Regions from separate parts of the Homo sapiens genome. Here all the other regions are linked to region 2. A link is a loop called in an ENCODE intact Hi-C map of the cell type or tissue named here. Cell type or tissue: PC-3. All regions are shown on one strand. Links, peaks and the distances in the headings refer to the core of each region. The heading gives the core; the rest is flanking DNA.

Region 1 (5,621 bases), core at 644-4,643, 730 kb before region 2:
TTATGTTTTCTATCAATATTATCTTAATGCTGACCAATAACAGGCCTCCGTTCAAGCTGACCCTTCTTCCTGACTTTTCTCTTATGCGTAATTAGATTGAATGGAATTTAGTGGAGACGTTTTCTTGGGAGGAGAAAGAGGCTTTTTTTGCCCTATTGCAGCTGCGTCTCCCCAATCTACCCCCCACCTCTACTCAGCAATGCCTCCCCCTCGTTCCCCCGACAACTCCTGAGATAACATTAGTTTAGCATTCTACTTTCAGACTAAAAAGATTTGGTGTTTCAGCTGTTCCAATATATGTTGACTACTGACTAATGGATATTTATTCCACTTTATTGCTTTCTATAGGCAAAATTCAAACAAAAGGAATTGGATTTTGCTAATAGCACTGAGCGGCATTGGCATTTTTTGACAGTAGTAAGGATAATCATAATCCCACACATGGAGATGAGGCTTGTAGCCTTTCAAAGCACTTTTATATATATCATCTCCCTTGATTTTCATGTATAACACAGTCAGGGGAGGAATTATAATGCCCACTCGATAGATGAGGAGAAACAAAATAAAGAAAGAGGTTATAAAATCCACTTATGGCAGAGCTTGGATCATTTTGTTCTTTGAACTTTCTGACTTTTGCCCTTTGTTCTTTCCTCTGAACAAAGTGGTTTTATTCCTTATAATACTATTTCCTTTTATCATTAAAGTTTGCAGAAATACTGCCTGTACAGGGCACTCATCCTGCACCTCTCTGAGCTGGATAAAACAGTTGTCAAGAGCCAAGAGAGTGTGGTAGAAATGTTATTAAGTCTGTTATTTGTAGGATCATTATCTCGCTCCAAGTGTGCATTCCAGAAGTGTACTTTGTTGGGCATTGCTGGATGGCCCAGGAAGTTATCACAGAATGTAGCCTCGAGCACTCTGTATTTAAAAATCATCATTCAGTTATTAACTCTAGCAGTAAAGACAGTGCATATGTTCCAAGAAAACTACCTTTAAAAAAAACCCTCCAGGGAAGGTGGTGACAGAGGCAACGATGCTGGGATTAGAATTTAGGGGTTTCCCTTCTCTGATGTCTACATCACTAGGCCCTGTAGCTTTCTGACCTTTTTAAAATTCCATCCTCTCACCCCCACCCCAGTCACACACTCAGAACTCTACACCAAAAATGCACTGCTTCTGTGCTGGTTCTATTAGGCCACATTCACTTGGGACCTTTAGAGAGAAGGAGATGAATGTGTTTCCTAAAGGGAGAGCTCAGATCTCACAGGACCACAGTCCACATTCTTTTCCCAATCATCTCCCCTCTCAGTCTTCAGCCTGAGGGATTAAGTCTGAGCTTTGCAGTTAGAAGCAGTTGCATGTAGCAGAATAAAAATATTTTCTCCATTTCAAATAAGATTAGGAAGTCAACACAAATAAATTACACATGCATGTAGGATAGGCTGGTATGGGCAGCAAAGAAATAAATGATCATCAAATAATCATAGTGTGTGAACAGGACTTTGTATTTTATGTTGAGCTCACTGGTATCAGATTTTTATGCTCTACACTCAGGACCTCTCCTATGCTTGGAGCTTCAGCTAAAGTCAAGGCAAAGATTGCATTTTGAGGAGGAGATTGTGTGTGTGTGTGTGTGTGTGTGTGTGTTTGTGTGTGTATCGGGGAGAAAGTAGGAGGAAGGCAGAAGAAATAGCAATTTAGTTTGAAAGAAATGGAGAAGAAAACAAGTATAAAAATATTACCAAAACCAGTAACAAAGGTGATCAAGAACTGACTGTGTCTGTAATTATTTTCTAGGTTTTTTTCCATTAGCATTATTTTTGTCTAATGTTATTAAATTATTTTTATATTATATGAATATGCCAATTAAGGGATATGGACATTTCAAGACTAGGCACAAAGGCATTTTTCATCTGGTAAGTGATGAGTTTTGCTTCTTTAGAACGTGTGGCCAGGGTAGAAATTCTTAGTGTTTTTAAAGCAACTATTTGAAATAGCTCATTCACGCGGCCATTAGTCTTTTCAAAATTTATTTTTAAGGTAGCTGTGGAAAATAAAGAGGAAAAACACTGGGCAACATTCAAAATAACATTCTCAGACAATCCTACCACCTGAAATGAATGATTTATGGTACATTTGGCATTCTCTACTACCTTTTACATTATACTTACAATATAAACTGTAGCTCTTTCATCTTTTAAGCTGTCAGACTAATTTCAATATGCACATTGAAAAATGTGCTGAGGTGTTTAAGAGGTAGTCAATTCTTTATTATAAATTAATTTTTCCTTTATAATTTGAAATCAGAATTTTAAACATTCAGAGGTTCTAAACCAGTAACTCTTAGTTTAAGCAAGGTACCTTTTAAGAGCCCTGAAAAACCTAGTTATGTGTTAAACTCTATCTTAGAAATCTTGAAAAGCATAGGATATTGTTTTTAAAAGTGGACATGTGGAGTATATGTTTTACTATCTAACGCTCAGAGTTTTGAACTGTGTGAATGCTTTGCCATATTTTGATCAATATGTATTTATATAACAGCAATGCTGCATGTATCCCTATTGTGTGTTGTCTACTGAAAATGAATGGCCCTAAAATTACAGGAGGTCACATACTTTTTTTTTTTGTCATTTGTGCTGCCTTCTTATTTGGTGATGTCATATACAAACACAAAGTACAGTAAATACACACACACATTTGCTTTCATAAACTGATTAATCAATGTGCAAAAATTGCTAAAGGCATCGCTTTCTGCTCTACTGGAACCCCAAGGAGCCCAGCAGACGCGGATCCAGTTCTGTTCGCTAGGATGTCGGGCTTCGAATTCACTGTCTGAGTCTCACCAATAGGGGTCTCCAGTGTACCACAGAACTATTTACACCACTCCATTATGATTATTTACAGTATGCTGTACATGAAGACAGAAGCAAAGGGGCAGAACAGATTTATATGGGCTGGGGCTGATACTGGATTTATTCAAGGAGTGAAAGGGTGACGTCACAAGTTACAAGTGATGAGGAGAAGCAAAGACACATCTAGGTTTGGTGTGAGAACACCCTTGACCTAATGGTGTGGACATGATCTGCCTGATCTGACTGTGCCCCAAAGAGAAAAAAGAATATCCAGGCAGCTACAGTGGTATTTCCTGATATTTAAATATGTGTCTTTGTTTGGATGAAACAGCTAGAGGAATGAATGATTTTTTTCTGTCCTCATTGGAATCTTTTGGGAATGGGCTGAAACTCTAAATATCAACCATGAAGCTGCTTCATGGTAGTTTTTATGAAGTTATTTATTTTTTGTGAGACTGTAGGTATTGAAACTGTCTCCCCCTGCCATCTCAGATAAAGAAGGTAAGAGCAATTACCCTCCAAAAAGAGAAATTACAATTGATCATAATTGAATATAAAGTTTAGGTCACATTTAGAAATACCAATACTGATTCACAATATATAAAGCATGTCATAACATTCTTTGTTTTTATGCATCATGGAATTCCTTTATGCCATCCATTCTAGAAAAAAATTACATTTTAAAAGCCTTGACTAACAGGACATTTCTGGAGTTTTAGGTAGATCTATTTGTGTAGAATAGGCAACAGATATTCAAAATGCCTTTCTCATCATTCATTTATTTATTCAACAAACATTTATTTAGGCCATGCTTCGTGAAGTCACTCAGTGCCTAAAGGAAAATAGCTCTCTTCAGAGAGTGCAGTCTAGTAAATGATAAATAAAAAAGAAATTCTAATAGAAAACAGATTGGGCTAAGAGTTAGCACTGAGGCAAAAACAAGGTACTGTGAAAGGAAGCCAATTAAACAACTAATTCTAAGAGAGGAGGTTGAATGTGGTCAGAAAAATGAGTTGGCTTTTGAGATGCGTTGTGAAGTTTAGGATTGTGATGAGCTATGCTGGAGAGAAGAGCATTCCATGTGTGAAGAGTTGGAGGCTGTTCATGGAATGAGAAGTTATGTACAGAAACTGTGGAAGCTTTGTAAGATGTGTTGGCTTGTTCTGCCTGAGAAAGGAGGATAGGGGAAGCTACAGAGGATGGAGACTGCGTTGGTGAAGGTGAGATAAATTTAGAGGTCAGGGTTGTGAGAGGATAGAAAGAAACCCAGGCAAATATAGAATATGTATTAATTTTTAGAAATCAAAGTCAGGAAGCTTAGGAGGATTGTCAAGATGACCCCACTGGGAGAGAGCCCATGGCTGTGTAAAGGCTTATTCAGTAAACTCCACATGACCAGCACCATTATGGTTGATTTTATTTTTCCGCATTTAGGTGTAGTTAATTTGCTCTTCTCAGGTTTAGAAACAGGACACTGATGGTAATCCATCTATGTCACCCTAACTAGCAGGATGACTTGGAGTTAGTCCCTTCTGTCTTCCCCAGATTAGTTTCTTATCCATAAGATGAGAGATTGTATTAAGCTTATAGCTGAGGTCTCCACCAGCTCTTAAGGATCTTGTGGATCAAAGTGAGGCTGAAGTCACATTTAGGCATATCCCATGGGACAAAGGAGTTCAGAAGAGGTGCATATTTTAAAAGGAAATACCACGATGGACACAAGAAATTCTATTTCATGGTTTATGTGAGACAGATAAAAGCTACCGAGCAACAAATTTGACTAAATGAATACCAAAAGGGCTGAAGGTCAGAAAACAATACTTGCAAGACATGAAAACAAGACTAAAGTATCAGAGATGAATACTGTGGAAGATTCTAAACTCCCAGGGAATAGTTGAGTAAATACAACGAAACTGCACGTGAGCAAAACTCTGATTTCATATACAACTTCCTATCAGCGAGGCTTTTGATTCAGTCAAAATTAAGTTGCTAACACAGGGAAACAAATGAGGGTAGAGTGATTAATTCTGACTTAAGGAATCACAGAAGGTTTCCAGGAAGGGATAACAGTTGATTCCTACCACTAATAATGAATTGTGATTTTATAGGTGGAGAGTGGAGGGAAGTGCACTTTGAGTTAAAGGGCCAGCATGATCCAAAGATAATCAGAACCATGGAGACCCCTTGGTACTGGCAAGTTACATTGAGAAGCAGAGGAAAGCTGCTTGGGTGGATAGATAACAAAGGAGAAGATTTTCCTAACTCAGTATTGGCTAGGCAAATAGATGCCAGCTATCCATCTGTAACATCTATGATATTCTTGGGCACTTAGATGATGAAAGACACCAGGACAGTGGGAGGAAATGACAAGCAGAATTTGAAATCTAATAACCTTTCAAGTTGTAAAAATGGCTAGTAAGAATTGGAACAATCTTTAATAGGGATATAATGTGTGTGAAGTGCATGGGAAAAGAAATCTCAAATGAAATTTAGAAAATGATTCACTATGCACATGAAACAGGAAATTATCTGACGTTATAAAGTTGAACACGAATCAATAATAAAATTATAACACTGTTCCAAGGGCCATATTCTGTGGCCCCAGAACCTACGGGTGAGAGAGGTTTGAAAGAAGACTCTTCAGCTACACCAGTCCCCAAATTCTTTAGCTTCAGATACAATATAGACACATCACTTGCCTATTTCCACTCTTTGGTAAACATTGTCATGGAAAAATACATACATAAAGCTAAGTTAGAAGTTTGTAAT
Region 2 (5,621 bases), core at 717-4,716:
TTCTTGAGCTCTCAATGCAGACATTTAAATGGCTGCAATCAGTAGAGTGACCCGCGGATGGCATAAATGCACCTCCTTTTCTTGGCCTTGGATCTATGGGTCTGGGATTGTGGTCATCTCCTCAATCCTCAAAAAGAGGCTGAATCAATGTGGCCGTGGGTGGGAACTTACATACAGAACCCAATGAAGAACTTGACTGTCTAAACAAGGGGGCCTCGCATGGAGCTGTAAAGCATCTAACAAATATGAAAAATGTGAAGTTCCAAGGTCCAAGAAGAAAAATAATGATGTTTCTGAAAGTGATGATAAATAATTACTTTTAAAGTGCTGCATATTTATACAATTGAGAGATTATTTTTGTAAATGCAATGTCTGTGAGCTGGGATACATGGGCAGTGCTTCAGACATTTAAAAATCACTTTTTACTCCTAGGGAGATGCCAATAAACAGAACTCTTTTGTTTCTTCTGAGTCCTTATACATTTGTTTTATTTTTTCAAGTTTGTGTTTCTTCTTGAAACGATTCTTATTTATTACAAAATCTTGGTATCTTGAACACAATTATGTTCTCTATAGATGAAGGAAACTCAACACTAATTCTGGTTTCTGGAACCTTCATGCTCTCCACTTTTGCCCCCCTCCCTCCCTTTTGCCCATGACTTTAACATAAGTAGTGATGTTTTAAAATGAGGATATCATTTACAGTGTTTAAAATGATATTTTATACCAGGCCAGCTCAAAAGACAATAAAATTTTACTTTTCTTTCACTATTGTCAATTTATTTATATAGTTCTATTTATTTTTTAATCCATATGTATTTGTATGCCTGTGCATAGAAAAACTTACTCACTTGAAAATTTTCAACCTGGAAAGACCATTATAAACATCTGGACTAGGAAGGTCTTGAAATTAGAAAGACATACCCATATTTGGCAATCGAAAAAGAAACATTTCAAGCTTATCCCATATCGCCTTCTCCGGGCAGTCTGCACAGAGCAGTTGACAACTGAAAACATAAAACCTAAACTTTCAGACGCAATTTTTAGGCACTAGAATTTTCTGTTTGAGGCCTTTTTGCCACTCAGGGAAATGGCCGATGAGGAACTGGATGACTCCTCATGGTTAGCTCCCCACACAATCAACTCAGTGGTTGCTAAAGTTTTAGTGTGTAAGTTAGTTACATAGTGATATTTAAAACCTCACTTAGTGTGAAAACTCTCCTGGTGGGAGGGCTCCCTCATGACTTTGAGAGAGAAAACGCAGAGACCTAAGACTTGGAGCTACTTTCGTTTTCCCTGTCCCAGCTTGATTTCTTTCATATCTTACTGGCGACCGTGGACAGCTAACTTCGATTTTGAGGGGGAGGGACAGAGACAGAGAAACAGAGAGAGATATGATCGCGATTCAATCTTTGCAGAAGAAATAACCCGTGCACAAGGGGCCACACCATCCCCCACCTTACACTTCGGGAAGGGTCGTTACCGTTTTTGTGGTTTTTCTCAAAAGATGTGTTTTCATCAGAAACGGGCACATTTTTCCTTTCTCCTAATCGCCAACTTCCCCTCCATTTTTTGTGAGTCCCACACTCCGGAGCTTCACTCCATTTCCCCTGTCTATTTCTCGGGTTTCCCATCGTGGGTAGGGGAGATTGCCTCGAGGCTTTCCTTTCATCTCTAGTTTGCATGTCACTTCCCCCCCTCCCCCCGCCTTGGAGAAATGGTAGGTTTGCTGAAGATTAAAACTGTGCTCAAACGCTCTCTGGAGGAATTTGGATTGAGGGCTAAATCAATAACAGAAGAAGGCTTTGTTATTCATATGCATTCCCTTTATATTCCAAATTGCAGAGGGAGGAGAGGAACTGGTAAGTGGCCCAGGCACTGGGAGGGAGGCCCTCGGGGAACCCGGAAGGCTAAGGGGGCTTGGAGAGAGGCCTTTCCTTCGGTTGGAGACAGGCGGCAGGAGAGCTCCTCAGAAACCCGGCAGGTTTTTAGCGCCGCGGGTGGGGGAACGAGGTCCCCGTGTCGCGTGATTCAAGAGGCGAAGGAAGCATTGGAGCCGGGACTCACGGTCAGACAAAGGGGCGACTGCAGTGCTTCCCCGCCTCTGGCAGCCCCCTGGGTCCCTCTGGCTCCGCTGTCAGGGGCGGCCTTGCCGCCAAGATCTCCGGCTTTCGGAGGCGCTAGGCTGCGTCTGAAAGCGGGCTGGCGACCCCAGGGAGGCCGCACCGCCCTTCACTGTTGATCTTGACCGTGCGGCTGCGCCCCGATAGGCATGGAGCGCGCTCGCCATCTCCTGGGCATTGGGCGGCATTGGCAGAGCTCTCTATTCGCTCCTCAGCCAAATCCTGTTCCATTCTCTTAATCACCAGCCAAGCCACTCTCCCGCCACTACTTTCCACCCCGATCCTCCCTCGATCAGGTTCCCCAGCTCGCATAAGACTTTGCCTGCCAGACCTCGAAAGTCATAAACCCGGGGGATGAAGTGGGAAGACTGTCCAAGGAGCAATGGAGGGAACCTAGTTGTTCTTGTTTTTCCTGTTTTTCACTGAGTTCTTTTATGCCTTTAGTCCTGAGGCGCAAACAGCTGTTGTAGGGCTGCCTAAAGGTCCGAAAGAGACACCCCTCGGCTTGGAAATAACGAGGAATCGTCGTGCACTGAAACGTGAGGAGAGACTGCAGGGACCCCTGGAGCTGGAGCTTTCGGGAGTAACGAAGCTGCAGCTCCTCGAAAATAGGATGGGTTCCCCAAAATAAGAGCTCTTAGGGATCTGAGGCTTGTATTCCCTTGAGTATCTAGGAACTGGGATTGCAGTTTGTGCTTGCCCCCACCTCCCAAGAGAGGACGAGAGCGAGTGAGTCTCTATGCCTGGGCTCCTAAGGAAACTCTCTGGCAGAGCCAGAGGAGCCCCAGACATCCCCACCCCCCCGTCCTCACTCCCTCTCTCCCCCCCACCAGAGCAGGAGGAAGAGGCCGATTGCGTTCCCCAGAGCCACCCAATTGGTCGCCATAACTCACACAATAAAGTGGCAGCGCGGCGGTCAGTCTTGCCCTCCGGCGGCGCCTGTGTGGTCTCAGTGCAGGAGCCCGCGATCTAACCAATTCCAGCTTGGCTCGGAGACCGAGGGTCCTGCTGCAGGCTGAGACTGGCGCCGGTCACCGGGTCTCCCAGGGTCTTGGGATCAGAGGCAGGAGGGGAGGACCCCTAGTCCTCTGGCCGGACTAGGCAAGAGGGCCAGCGACGGGGTCTGAGCACACCGCTCCCGGCTAAGAACTGCTGCCTTTCCCACTTCCCTGTTTGTCAGACCCGTGAACTCCCTATCCCCGGCACCCCTGGGGGCGCTGAGGCAAGGAACTCTGCTAGCCAGCTGCCTCCGAACGCCCGCTGTTCCCCGGCCAGGTGGTTCTGGCTCTTCTGCCTTTCCACACCCAGTCGGGGGAGTTCGTCCTGCTTTGCCCTCCACTTGGTGGATGGGGACACCTCGGAGTTCTGGTTTGCAGTGTGTAGTCCTGGAGAGGACTCCTGAAGATAAAAGGAATGTAGCCTTTGGCCACGATTGGTGGATCGAGCTGATGGGTTCCCTGGCGGACATTCTCCATGGACCTGTATGGCAATTTCCCTATGATCAGAGTTCTTAGCCATGGGGACACAAACCAGAAATAGTGTGGCCTCCTTCCTGGATCCCAAAATTGGGTAGTTTGTGATGCCCTTTTTGTGTCTGCGGCCTGGGACTGAGGGCTCAAGTAGCGAATGGGTCTTTGCTGCCAGATCCTCAGGCAGAGGTCTCTGGAGAAACCCTCTCTGTGGGAGTGATTGGGGTAAAAGTGACATTGCTCAGGCCAAGGGACAGAGCTCCTGGTGCCGCCGGACCGCGCCCTCTCCGGATAAGTCGAGAGGCGCCGGTTAATGGAAAATGCCTCCGCTGCAACTTAAAGCCGGTAGAAGCAAGCCGGGCCCAGAAAGCCTGCGGAAAACGAATCGCAAAGCCAATCACGACCAAGAAGAGTCCCAGGGGACACTTGGGCAGAGTCACCCTCTTGCCCGATGTCCCCAGCTGCTGAAGCCGGGCCTGGAAACCCGCAGACAGTTAGTCTTCGCTCAACCTGATTTGGCTCTGCTGGCAGCCTCGTCCTTCGCCATCGAACATTGCGGGTGTTATCATAATACTCTGAAGGGGGGGAAAACGGGTCGGGGGGATGTAGGCGGTGCTGAAATGACCGGCTTTGAAGAACCTGCAGGCAAAGTTTCGTCCAATCGTCTGAGCCTGTCCTCTTATTCCCGGTTGTAACTAAATACTGTTGCGAGCGCAGCCGAAGCCCTTTGTTGGAGATGTGTGAGCGCAGTCTCTACAGAGCGGGCTATGTGGGCTCGCTTCTGAATCTGCAGTCGCCAGACTCTTTCTACTTCTCCAACCTGAGGCCGAATGGCGGCCAGTTGGCCGCGCTTCCCCCTATCTCCTACCCGCGCGGCGCGCTGCCCTGGGCCGCCACGCCCGCCTCCTGCGCCCCCGCGCAGCCTGCGGGCGCCACTGCCTTCGGCGGCTTCTCGCAGCCCTACCTGGCTGGCTCCGGGCCTCTCGGCCTGCAGCCCCCAACAGCCAAAGACGGACCCGAAGAGCAGGCTAAGTTCTATGCGCCCGAAGCGGCCGCTGGGCCAGAGGAGCGCGGTCGTACCCGGCCGTCCTTCGCCCCCGAGTCTAGCCTGGCTCCTGCAGTGGCTGCTCTCAAAGCGGCCAAGTATGACTACGCTGGTGTGGGTCGTGCCACGCCGGGCTCCACGACCCTGCTCCAGGGGGCTCCCTGCGCCCCTGGCTTCAAGGACGACACCAAGGGCCCGCTCAACTTGAACATGACAGTGCAGGCGGCGGGCGTTGCCTCTTGCCTGCGACCTTCACTGCCCGACGGTAAACGGTGCCCATGCTCCCCGGGCCGGTTTGGGCCGGGATGGGAGGTGGGGTTCAAGGGAGAGTGTAAGGGGAGGTGAACCGCCTGGGGGCGGGCAATAGACAGAGTACGGGCTGGGTTGACGTGGGTTGGGGCTGTGTTGCAGGCCTGCCGTGGGGGGCGGCCCCGGGGAGGGCCCGCAAGAAGCGGAAACCCTACACGAAGCAGCAGATTGCGGAGTTGGAGAACGAATTCCTCGTCAACGAATTCATCAACAGGCAGAAACGCAAGGAATTGTCCAATAGGCTGAACCTCAGCGACCAGCAAGTCAAAATCTGGTTCCAGAACAGGCGTATGAAGAAGAAGCGCGTGGTGCTTCGGGAGCAGGCGCTGGCGCTCTACTAGCCGCGCGCGTGGCCAGGGCCGGGTTGGATCTGCCCTTTTGGACAGAGGCCTTGTTTGGGGAGGGGGATCTGGGGCTAAGGCTAAGGCTTTTCCTTCGGTTCCTTCTCTGCTGGCCCCAGAAGCCACCAAGAGATTTACAGACCAGGCCAGTTGGGCCTCCTTGCTTTCCTCAGTCCCTGAGAAGCCCGTGAGAAACGTGCGGAAGTACCAGTGCAACTCTGGCTGGCCTTAAGGCTTCCACGTTGGGGGACTGAGGCCAACTCTCCTTGCTCCTGGCTGGGGCATTTGCACCCACCGCTCATTCTTGCTCCCCGGTACCTGGATTTTTCTGTTTC
Region 3 (5,621 bases), core at 644-4,643, 790 kb before region 2:
AGTGAATGCTTTTTGTCTGTATGGAAATAAAACAAAAAACTTTTTTAAACTTAAGAATAATTAATTACAACCAGTTGGAGATTATTCACTAGTTATTGAAATACTTTTTTCTTGGGTATACTCTAATATTTTTTCAAACATCTGCTAGCTTTTCTCTTACCTTTGGAATTGAACTCATTCATGATTCACTGATTAAAAGAACATGTGACCCCTTCACAATGGCTTTCAATGATTATTGGGCAGACAGTTAATGTTTTTAATTTAGATATGTTGCCTGAGCTCTGTTGAACAGCCCTAGACTCTTTGAGTTTCATCTTGATGATAATATTAGCTAATGTTGGCTGGACAATCACCTGTACCAGGCACTAGACAAAGTGCCTTACAAGGAAGATCTCACTGAATCTCTAATGGGAATGGACTATTAACTACCTCTTCTTTACAGATGTGGAAACTGAGGCTTCAAGAGGTTAAGTAACATGCCCAAGGTTATAGAGTTGGTGAAGTGGAGAAGCCAGAATCCCAGAGTGTGGACTCTTCATCAGTATAAGAAGCTATGCTGGCCAGGCGCGGTGGGTCACGTTTGTAATCCCAGCACTTTGGGAGACCAAGGCGGGTGGATTACCTGAGGTCAGGAGTTGAAGACCAGCCTGGTCAACATGGTGAAACCCCATTTCTACTAAAACTACAAAAAATTAGCTGGGTGTGGTGGCAGATGCCTGTAATCCCCACTGCTTGGGAGGCTGAGGCAGGAGAATCACTTGAACCCAGGAGGCAGAGGTTGCAGTAAGCCTAGATTGCGCCACTGCACTCCAGCCTGGACAACAAGGTGAGACTCCATCTCAAAAAAAAAAGCTATGCTGCCATCTGTAAGACTGTTCCACCTCATATTTGATGACCAGACATTTTTAAAGTATCTTATAAATCCCGTTTTGTAGACAATGAAATTGAGCTGGGAAATGGGTGATGTGTACGTGCTTGGAAAGATAATCCATGGAGAGACAGTACAATCCAGCATCCCATGGGTCTCATCTCTGCACTTAGCACTAATTCGCTTTTCAGGAGAACATAAACCACCTTAGTGTCCTGCATGGCACTGTGATGAAATAACGGGAATGTGATTTTTGAGCCGCTCAATAATGGAGGAGATGGAAATCTTCCCACCTCATCTTGCTTATTGCTGATTGTACACACAACACTTGCCCATCAAGATCATTTTTGAAAGATGATTACTTCAGTGTGCCCAGGCCTGCAGGACATAAGTACGTGGGCAGTGATGGTAAGAGCTATAATTATTCTTAATGGGAAAATATGCAGGTAATGACTTGGATGATCATGTGTCTGTAATGTATAAGTTCCAAAGCCCAATGAAGTAATTAAGCAATCTGCAAACATGCAGGGGGAAAAAGCCTGAAGTGAAAAAGAACCAGAAAAGAAGAGCTCTTTCATCTATCTATCTATCTATCTATCTATCTATCTATCTATCTATCATCTATCTATCTATCATCTATCTATTTATCCATCTACCGACCTACCTGTCAGTCTTGCTTGCCTGCTTGTACAGGCAAATATTTCTAAATCTCAGAGTACTGAGTATTCATTGGAGGCCAGTTATTCCAAGTTATCATTTCAAAGGGTAGTATTTATTCTTTATGAAATGTGAATTTGCATGTAGTTATATCTTTATTGAATGCATTCACATATATAAAACTCCATCTATTGCTCAAGAGCAACAGCAGGAAGCAGTGGAAATAGCCCTGGCACAGATTGGAGTTTCCCAGTGTGAATTCAACTCCTTGGTTGACCTTAGGTTAATCTCCAATTTCTTCTTTAGGGTGATTGATGCCTGCCTCATAGACAGGGTTGTTGGAGGATTCAGAATAACAGAAAGTGCTTTATCATGATAGAGCAGTGACGTGCACACTTATTAAGTATAGCCACTATTACAAGTCTGCTAAAAGGCAGGTTTCTTATTCCTGTTTCATATATAAAAAATCCAAGGCATACAACCTGTCCAAAGCCATACAACTGGTTGGAGGTAGAGATTTCATATTTTCTGGTTGCCATTGAGTACAGGCCGTTGGTTCTAAAAACAAAAACGAAAAAGACAAAGAAAAGAAAGATGATTTGGTGGTTGATCTTGGCAATATAATGATAAGCCTGAAGTTATTTTGAGCATCAATAATAGAAGATTTATCAAAAAAAGAAATAGGCTCTTTCAAATGGATGGATGTAGAGAAACTATAACATATAAACCAATCAAATCCAGTGGGTACTTTTGGGGAATGCTAACCAATATATTAGTTTTCTGAAGGATTTATGGAGTAAAAGGTAGGGAGGAAATGGCTAGATTAGGGCTGTCTGGGGAGCAATTAGCAGCACTTACCGACTATTAAAGCACTTTGTCCTCAGAAAACAACAGAGAAATTCAGAGAAAGGTTTCTTTTTCCATTTGAATTTGGGTCTCTGAGGCTGAAAGAAAAAAATGTTTTGCTGCAAAGTTTGTAAGACATTGTCATATGATTAATTTATGCCGCAGCTTTTAAGTTTCTATATAGTAGTACCTTGGGCTACGCTGTTGTCACTGTCACTAACAAAGCAGGTTCAGGTCAAATTGAGATTGTTAAGGGGAGACCTGGAAAGGCCAACAAAAAATGTTGAAGGATGTTATTGGTGGCCCAGTAGGTGGCAGCCTCCCCTCTGAGTTAATGCCTTGCTGTTCCCTAGCAAGATGCTTGGGGGTGGAGGGGCTAGGCGGAAGAACTCTGGCTTTATTTATTTAAAAAAACAAACACACACAAAAAAACCTTCCCTTTTCTGAGGTACACTGGGGAAAATGGCAAGTAAGGAAGATATGGCATTAAAATTTTTACCCCATCTCTTTTCCATATTGGATAATTATTTATTGGCTTCTACATACATTTAGATCAAGTGCTTCTTATCTAAGGGCATGTTGTTTTGTGTTACACCATGCCGAGCTGATGCTGCATCTCCCTCCACTGTTGGATATTTTTATTATTTTGTCATCATTTTGTAAAAGGTACTGGCTTTCTTGGATAAAAAGACAAAGAGATGCACTACATGCACAGGCACAAACTCCTTTTTTTTTTTTTTTTGGGAAAAATCATTTTATGAATGCATATTTCCATCTGGGTGAAAAAAAAATGCAAACCCCTCTCTCTTCCTACGAGCACCTGTGAACACTGACCTGTAGTTTGTGGCTGCAGCCATTCCTCATGGAGCCTGATGTTCTTACATTTCGTTCTGAGGCTCACATTCTCAGTCACCCTGTGGGAGAACACCTGCCCCATCCTGGGCCGTTACAGAGTGGGCCAATCCATCTGCTGCATCTGAGGAGCTGGTTCCAGCTTCTATGGTGAATCCATATATTTCTGTATTTCCTGGATAAGGAAGAGGAAAGGAGCTGAGCTGGTTGGGGAAGAAGAGCTAATATTAACTGACTCCTTATTTTGTACCGGGCACTGCATTAGTTACATATTTTATGTCATGTAATTCTTACTAAACAGTAAGGGGGTTGGGAGTGATAGGGACAATATTGATATTATCTCCATTTTAGGGTGAGAAAATGAGGCTCAGAAAGGTTAAATAACTTGCTCAATGTCACTCGGTTGGTAAGAGCCAGGATATGAAACAGAAGCTTTACATTAGGGGGGTTCAAATTTATTTTCAGTTTCACTGCTCCATTCTAAATATGTATTGGCATTTACCCTTGAGCTATGTAGGACAAGTGTTTTGTCACCAAAACACCTATTGTGAACTCTTTCTGCCCTAGTATGATTCATGCATTTCATCTTCTTCAAACTAAAAACCTTTAAGAGCCAGGAATCTGCCATCCTGATTCTCAACTTAAACCTCAGCCACTTTTACCCTAGAATTCAGACTTGTGTAGACATCTCTAGAAGACTTGATGGACTAATCTTTAAGAGTTCATTTGCATGAGGGAGGAAGAGGAGCCCAAATTTGGACCAGAGACATGCCTAGAAGTCAGAGCAGGAGGGTCAGCAGGAAGTCTGTTTCTTAGAGTTCCTCCAGCCCAGTCTGAGTGGTAGAAATCAGGGACTGAAAATAATCTGAAAGTTGTTTGAAATCTTGGTAAGACATGGGGAACATAATATATTGGGGGCTTGTGTTATAAATGAGGCTAGAACAGTATGGAGGAGAAATGTTTCCTAATTTCACTGCTGTTCAAATATAGCTGGTCAGTGATACCAGTTTTGACTTTGACTCTGCGTGTTGTTAGCAGATGAGAATGGATGGTCTTATCTTGGTGAATGGGCTGCAATCAGAGAACTGTTGTCTCATAATTTTTATTGTGGCTGGGTGCGGTGGCTCATGCCTGTAATCCCAGCACTTTGGGAGGCCGAGGCAGGTGGATCACCTGAGCTCAGGAGTTCGAGACCAGCCTGGCCAACATGGTGAAACCCTGTCTCTAATAAAAATACAAAAATTAGCCGGACGTGGTGACACGCGCCTGTAATTCCAGCTACTCGGGAGGTTGAGGCAGGAGAATCGCTTAAACCCAGAAGTCTGAGGTTGCAGTGAGCCGAGATTGTGCCATTGCACTCCAGCCTGGGAGACAAGAGAGAGACTCTGTCTCAAACAAACAACCCAAAACAACAACAAAAAAACCATAATTGTTATTGTGGAGGTGCATCAGGAAAACCCCAATTATCCAAAGATAGCCAGATGTTTTGTGTCGGGTTTGGCATTTTAAGGCAGAGGGCCCTGTCTGGTATAGTCTCAACTGATACCATGAGGGCAGCCCTTACTTGAGCCACTCAAAAGGCAACTCTGGTTCTCACCCACTTAATGGGTCCCTTGAGGTGAGATTCATGAAGTGGTAATGAGCAGACAAGAAATCTTGCTTAATTAGGTCTTTGGTTGATATTAACATGATATTAACATGATCTGTATTCCCTCTTATTCCCCCTCCCTGGCATCTAACTCATTTCCGAAGAGCAGAGTAATTAGTAGAAGAAAAGGGGACAGACTGCACCCAGGCTTGGTGATAAGAATATGAGTAATGCTTTTCCAAAAATAACTTACAGAGAAAGGAGAACATGATTGTTGCTGCCTTCAAGTATTTGAAGGCCTATTTCGTGGAAGAGGGATTAGACTTGTTTTATATGCCTCAAGAGGTAGAACTTGGGCCACTAAAAGTTCTAGGGAGAAAGATTTCAGTTTAATGTAAGGGAGAATTTACAGACTATCAAAGCTCTGCAGAGATCGAAAGTGCTCCTTTGAGAGAGAGTGAATATCCTGCACTGGACATGTCCAAGCAGAGATCAAAAGCTACCTGGTGAGATTATCCTAGAAAATGAGGGTAGGAAGAGGTAGAATAGGTGACTTTTAATGGTCTTTCTAACCCTGAGATCCAGAGATTCTATGATCATAAATTACTGGATTTTATTGATTCAAGTAAAAAAAAATTTTTTTTAATAAAAAACTTTTTCCTGTAGTTAAAAGAAGTGGTCCAATAGCTGAGACAAAACAAGAAAGCTTAGGCTTCCTTAACTCTGAATTTGACACATGAGGGCCTCAAACCCCGTTTTATGGGCTGAAGATCTCATAAGCTTGCCTACGATTTCTGCTACTTCCCAATG

Evidence for each region. A loop is a pair of places that touch in the nucleus more often than their neighbours do. Peaks named below come from ENCODE experiments on the same cell type or tissue, not always from the same donor. Only the 100,000 strongest peaks of a DNase experiment are listed, where the experiment ranks them.
Region 1: a loop joins it to region 2, with 13 times the contacts of the local background. A loop is called at or near these places in 78 of 110 quality-filtered maps.
Region 3: a loop joins it to region 2, with 11 times the contacts of the local background. A loop is called at or near these places in 13 of 110 quality-filtered maps.

What each region holds. Positions count from the first base shown.
Region 1 is chr2:175,364,094-175,369,714 of GRCh38, forward strand. No RefSeq gene overlaps it. Among named protein-coding and RNA genes, the nearest start is that of ATP5MC3, 190 kb to the left of the region's middle. In PC-3, for the core only: a CTCF peak has its summit at 2,853; no DNase peak of the experiment used is centred there; H3K27me3 peaks cover 959 bases.
Region 2 is chr2:176,095,475-176,101,095 of GRCh38, forward strand. It overlaps HOXD12 (homeobox D12), which reads left to right and starts at 4,321. Exons shown (of 2, transcript NM_021193.4): 1 at 4,321-4,901; 2 at 5,048-5,621. The coding sequence starts at 4,328. The coding sequence ends at 5,286. HOXD13 (homeobox D13) reads left to right here. Exons shown (of 2, transcript NM_000523.4): 2 at 1-470. RefSeq lists enhancers at 1,468-2,051, 2,052-2,634, 4,176-4,908. In PC-3, for the core only: a CTCF peak has its summit at 2,299 (motif pointing left); a DNase peak (open chromatin) is centred at 2,287; H3K4me3 peaks cover 2,080 bases.
Region 3 is chr2:175,307,303-175,312,923 of GRCh38, forward strand. No RefSeq gene overlaps it. Among named protein-coding and RNA genes, the nearest start is that of ATP5MC3, 130 kb to the left of the region's middle. In PC-3, for the core only: CTCF peaks have their summits at 2,689 (motif pointing right) and 2,892; no DNase peak of the experiment used is centred there; H3K27me3 peaks cover 2,266 bases.